Regions from separate parts of the Homo sapiens genome. Here region 1 is linked to region 2. A link is a loop called in an ENCODE intact Hi-C map of the cell type or tissue named here. Cell type or tissue: heart right ventricle. All regions are shown on one strand. Each heading gives the region's core, and the rest is flanking DNA. Links, peaks and the distances in the headings are about the cores only. Region 1 has its middle 4.1 kb from the start of FGFR3. Region 2 overlaps LETM1 (leucine zipper and EF-hand containing transmembrane protein 1).

What was found. A loop is a pair of places that touch in the nucleus more often than their neighbours do. Peaks named below come from ENCODE experiments on the same cell type or tissue, not always from the same donor. Only the 100,000 strongest peaks of a DNase experiment are listed, where the experiment ranks them.
Region 1: it touches region 2 in a loop (7-fold over the local background); 3 of 110 quality-filtered maps call a loop at or near these places.

The regions. Positions count from the first base shown.
Region 1 is chr4:1,787,714-1,790,616 of GRCh38, forward strand. No RefSeq gene overlaps it. Among named protein-coding and RNA genes, the nearest start is that of FGFR3, 4.1 kb to the right of the region's middle. In heart right ventricle, for the core only: no CTCF peak of the experiment used is centred there; no DNase peak of the experiment used is centred there; H3K27ac peaks cover 804 bases.
Region 2 is chr4:1,841,596-1,844,498 of GRCh38, forward strand. It overlaps LETM1 (leucine zipper and EF-hand containing transmembrane protein 1), which reads right to left. Exons shown (of 14, transcript NM_012318.3): 3 at 1-202. Among named protein-coding and RNA genes, the nearest start is that of LETM1, 13 kb to the right of the region's middle. RefSeq lists a silencer at 1,013-1,263. In heart right ventricle, for the core only: a CTCF peak has its summit at 1,270; a DNase peak (open chromatin) is centred at 2,466; H3K27ac peaks cover 1,687 bases.

The DNA of each region.
Region 1 (2,903 bases), core at 160-2,659, 54 kb before region 2:
ACACCCCGGCTGGGCTGGACGGGATCTCCAGCCTCTCGTGGGCAGCTGCCTGCTGGGCCCAGTTGGCCACTCTGGACTCTTGGGCCCTGGCCGGAAGCACGACTGACGTTGTCCATGGTTTGGGGACGGGCAGGCAGAGGGTGGCCAGGCGAGGCCCTGAGAAGGGGCTCTGGCCGAGGCTGGCCAGGTGACACCCGGAGTGGCGGGCAGGGCTGAGAGGAAGGGGCATCCTGAAGAGGGCGGAGGCCGCGGAGGGAGGAGGGTGTGACGTGGGGTTGGACCGGCGGCCCCGAGGCCTGGATTCCTAATTCAGCCGGAGCCTGTGGAGTCGGGGCTTGTTTATTCTTGGCAGGAAGGCTGGTGCTGGGGGGGCAGAAGTGGGGAGTGAAGCCTTTTCAAAAAATAATAATAATAAAAACGCTCATTTAGAAGGCTCCCAAGGCGTGCTGAACTCCAAAAGGGTCTTGGAAAAAATGCTGAGAGGGTTTAAGTGTAAATGGACCCAAAACACCATAATTAAATTTCCTTTAAATTTACCAGAGTTTGGGGTCAAAGAAAAAATAAAACTTAGGGAAAATACACTTGAGGTTTCAGGCAAATGCCAAGTGCTTAGGAAAATAGATTCTGAGCTGCTCAGCGGCTACCGGCCTGGCCCCCGCCATCCTGGGAGCTGCCCAGCCTTAACCCCTCCCTGGCCAGCCCTCCACTGCCCGCCCCACCCACCCCTGTGGGGGACCCCACCACCACCTCCTGCTGCTTCCGCACAGTTCGAGCCGCCCTCCTGTGCCAGACTCCAGGCAGGGAGCTGGGCCTCCCCCACTCCCAGGCTGGGGCAGGAGCCCAGGGGGAGCCTGAACATTCACCCCCGCCCCCATCTCTACAGCTCTCTCTTGTGTCTGCAGACAGCTCTGGTTTCCTTTCTTTGCTCATCTGGGAGCAGCCACATTTTCCAAACCAAAGTCAGAACTTGAGGTCTAGTGGTCTGAGTGAACCAAACGGTAAAAAGGCCAGAATGTTTGAACTGGGACTGTCCTGCCATATCCAAGACGACAGGCTCCCAGCAGCTCATGACTCACGGTGTTACCCTTTTTCCTCAGCCTGCCAGGAAGCTCAGAGCTAAAATTAAGGGTCTTGCTAGCTGCGTTGGCTTAGGGATTTTGGAATATTTTTTCTTCTTCTTCACGTTCTTTAAAATTTCATTTCTGTTATAATGAGCAAATCAAGGTTTGTTTTTTTATTTTAATACTTTTCAAATTTTGTGAGAATAAATTTAAAAGGCAAAGTCAGGCATGGTGGCACATGCCTGTATTTGGGAGGCTGAGACGGGAAGATTGTTTGAGCCCAGGAGTTCAAGACCAGCCTGGACAGCATAGTAAGACCCTGTCTCAAAAATAAAATAGAAGGCAGAAACTACCCATAAACTATAATAGCTATAGCCCCACTAACAGCCCAGTCCAGTTCAGCAGGGCTACCCAGGGGCCCTTCTTCCTCCATCCCATGGTGGCCTGCCCTGATCCCTGGCACCCAACCCTGTGCCCTGACAGTGTGGAAGGGCACTAGTGGTTCCTGGGGAAGGTGGTAGGAGATGGGGAGCTCCGAGGGGAGATCGCATGGCTCCCAGGGGGTCCCATGGGCAGAAGGGACTTGATACCCACTCCGGACCTCCGTGTCCCCTGTCCTTCCACTCAGCCTCATGGCAGGGCCGAGGGAAGCTCCCCGCAGCAGCCCCAGCCCTAGGCCAGGTTCTGATCCCAGAGGGGAGCTGGGCAGGAGGCTCTCTCTGGCAGCTCGCCTGCCCTGGGTTCCAGGTCTCCAAGCCTCGGCCTCCCTGCCCACCTCCCTGTCGGGAAAGGCGGCAGCTGCCTGCCCGGAGTGCTGTGGGGAACAGGCGGTGTGGATCTGAGACTGTGCTGGGAATGTCCTCTCTGCCGAAGGCGCCTCTGCCATTTTCCGAGTACCTGCAAGGGAGACGCAGGAGACGCGGGTGTGAGCGGGGCCATGGGCAACCTGCGGAGGCCCTGCACCCAGGATGGGCCTCCCTCCCAGGCACCCTCTGCCACTCACCCACGCAGGCCCCAGCAAGCCAGGCTGCCCAGCTCTGAGTCACCGCCAGGGCTGGGCTGGGCCGGGCCGTCAGCCGCACGCGCCGCTTGTCTCGGCCCCTGCCTCCCATACTCACCTTCAGGGGGGACCCCTGGGTATGGGCCTCAGGAGGTGGGTGGGGGTGCAGGGGGAGTGGGTAGGGAGGTGTAAACCGGAGTCCAGCAGATGGGAAGTTCCTGTCCGGCCGGCACCTGCTTGGAGCCTCCTGCACATGCGGACCCTCAACAGGCTCCCCGAGTCCTCGCCTGCCCTCCCTGCCTCAAAGGCCCCAGAAGGGCCTACTTCATCAGGTGCCACGAGGATGAAGCCAGGTAATATTGCAAAGGGTCTGTGGAAACGCTTGAGCAAGGGCACTGTGATGAAATTGTGGCTACTGACAGCTAATGTGCAGAGTCACCGAAATTCAGGAGTCAAGCAGCCGGCCTGGCCTCACCTCAGTGTCGGGGGAATGCCATCTGCACCTGTGGGCTTGGAAGTGATCCATTTGAACAATACAATTATTCAGACAATACTAAACCGAGCTTTCAGGCAAGACCTCCCGTGGCCCTGACAGTCCTGGGGCAGAGTGGGCAGCAACTCCTTGCTGGTGGCCGTGGCGGCACTAGGACCCTTTTGAAACCAATTTGGCAAAATTAGCGGCACCACGGAAATGCTCCTGCCCTTTGACCTAACTGCTCCCAGACAGTGCCACTGGAGAAGCCATTCAGAATGTGGAGGGCGCCAGAGGAGGCAGCTGCCACGCAGTGCGTAGTGGGCAGAACGGCGGCCTCCAAAAGACATAGTCATGTCCTCACCCCTTG
Region 2 (2,903 bases), core at 134-2,633:
GCGAACAGGGCGCGAAGAGTGCCAGCCACGCACAGGAAGGCACTGAGGTCCCACAGCCACAAAACCCACAGAGGTAGAGGTCCATGGCGCTCTCGACACTATGCGAAGGCACTCGGGCCTCAGAGCCCAACAGCCGAGGTGATCGCCTCTGGAGGATGTGTACACAGGGTGGATGGGAGTGCAGCAGCCAAATGGAACATTCCTTGAAAAGGGAAGAGTGGAAAACAGTAGTAAGAGCCAGCACTAGCCTTTGACAGCTCAGCACCGAACACCAACAGCAGCAAAACCCACATGCCCCGTGCCATGCCATGTCACAACCACACACAATCCCACCTACTTCCTGACGTTTTGCACTGCCCGCTGGGGAGCCCTTCGGAAGGGAGGCCAGGACAGTGTGCAGCCCCCTCAGCCCCACACCACGTCGGACAGGAGCATGGGCGGGCGATCCCCACAGAAAGGCAGGCAAGTCAGACACAAACACAATCAGCAAAGGCTGGATCCCTGGGTGGGTCTCCCAGGCCCACTCCCAGAGACTTGGGGAGGTAGGGTGCATTGCTTTGGCACTTCGTGGGGGAATGGAGTGCAGAGCAGAGACTTTGTTGACTTTGGAGGTCCTCTCCTCCAACAAGTGACTTTCTGGAAAGATCCGTGGCTCTTGAACAAGTCCTGCAAATCAGTAAGGGTGCTCGCTGACCTCAGACCTCTACACTAGCTGCCCGCAGGCACCAGAGCAAAACAACAAAATCCAAAGAATAAGGGCCAAGGCCCATCTCCTCCTCCTCTACCCACCTGCCCACTCTGTCCGGCACCAGCAGGCTCCAAGCCCAGAGCCTCACACCTGCCCCCCCGCCTGGACATCCCTAGCTCATGCCCTTGCTTCACTCAGACCTCCCTGACCACTCCACCGCTCTTGCCTCTCATCCACAGTGCTGCCTCCTAGCGGGTGCCCTGCTGACATCTGGCCGTCTTAGAGACCAGGTGCACACTGTGTGCACCACATTTGCTTTCTCCCAACTGGAATGTAGGCCACCGAGGGCCAGAGAGCAGGCTCGAGGCCTCACAGGCAGCAGTGGGAGGCTGGCACTAACCCAGACCCATCTCGGTCCACGCTGCATCGGCCCCAGTTGCCGCCTGTGCCATATCCACCCACAGAAAGGCCTTGAGGAGGCCACTGCAGCCTAAGCTTCTGCAGCATAGACCATGCCTGGCCCAGAACCTATGGTTTGTGTGCAACACAGAGACCATCATCTGACCGCAGCGTGGTGCCACACCACCATTTACAGTCCAAAATTCAAACAGCTGACCTGCGCGAGGCCCATTCAGCCTCACGATCTCCTGCGTGTCTTGCCTGGCACACTAGAAACTCCCCTGCTGATTGGACACAAATCCCCCCGGGTGGCCCGAGCTCACCTAAAAGGCCATGTGTGTCGCATAACTTCACATCAGCTCCTCCTGCTTCCATCAGCTCTCTGTGCATGGCCTGACGCCAGCAGCAAGGCCCGAGCTCCGGAGCAGACTGTTAGAGCTCAAATTCCAGCTCCATTACTTACTGCTGCGTGACCTTAGACTGAGTAATTTAACCTCTCTGTGCTTTGGGAGCATTCCTCGTGAATTTGTGTGTTAACAGATACTAAGTACCAGGACGGTACCTGCAACATGGGAACACCCACCAACGACGTGGCTCTCGTGATTACCACCGCCTTGCAGCCTCGGAGAAGCCACCAATCAGGGCTGGAAGCCAGGCGGGGAACTCTCTGGACCCGCTGCTTGTTTCTCAGATGGGGATCCTCGGCTTGCAGCCCAGAGAGGGCAGTGCGGCTGGTGCAGGGCACTGTCAGCCCAGGGCAGCTTAGAGCGAGCACACACCAGGATCAGAAGCCAGAGCAGCAGGGGCTCCACTCTGCACCAGTAATGGTCTGGGGACCTCCCCCAAAAACTCTCCCAGGCTCAAAATCTTCCCTCAATTACAGACATGCAAACCCAACACTAACCTCACGGAGAGGTTCTCAAGAATACGGGAAATAGACACGTGGAAGGTGCCTGGTGGACACCAATGAGGCCTGGGAGGGGTGGGAAGGGGGACAGGCACCCCACCTCGGTCACCTCCCCAATCCCTGTGAGGGCAGCTTCAGACTCTCTCCAGGCGCTGGCCCAGCCCCAGCCACCATGTCTCTAGGTTCTCCTCAGCTCTGGGGTCACCTCTGAGCCAGGAAGGGGCCCCTGAATCCATGCAGTCTTGAGTCAAGGCGTGCCGAGAGCCGAGCCACACAGAATGCAGCAGAGCCCACGCAGGCTCAGACTGCCCCCTGGCCAGGCTGTGTTCCTTCTGTGAGGTGGGCTCACCTCCCTGTGTGGGTGATGACAGTGCCCACACATGGGAATACACCTCCTCCCTGCATCAAGCTGAATTACACAACTCCACAACCCTCAGTTAGCAAGGACGATGGTGGCTTCCACAAGAAGGCATGATGCCAGCAGTCACGGGGTGTCGACAGGCAAAGACGAAGACTCGGAAAAACAGACCAGGCAGAGAAGCACACGATGGACTCAGTGAAGGCAGGGAGCCATCCAGAGTTGGGCACACCTGCAGGGGCCTGGTCCTCACCACAGTAACATCCCCCGGCAAATCCCATCAGCATTCACGCTAAGTACAGATTTAGAAATAAAAATAGCCTCACATCAGCTGAGGTTTCCCCACTGAGTGAGATTCAAGTTTGCTGGGTCTCACAACTGCTGTCTTACAGTTTGCTTACCCAAAGTCTGGGTGCTGCTTCTCTGCCTTTGTTTCTATGAGAAAGAAGGCTGGAAGCTGCTACATAATGTCCACGATGTTCTCTTGGATCGAAAATACTCCAGCAGGGCGCAGTGGCTCACATCTGTAATCCCAGAGCTTTGGGAGGCCA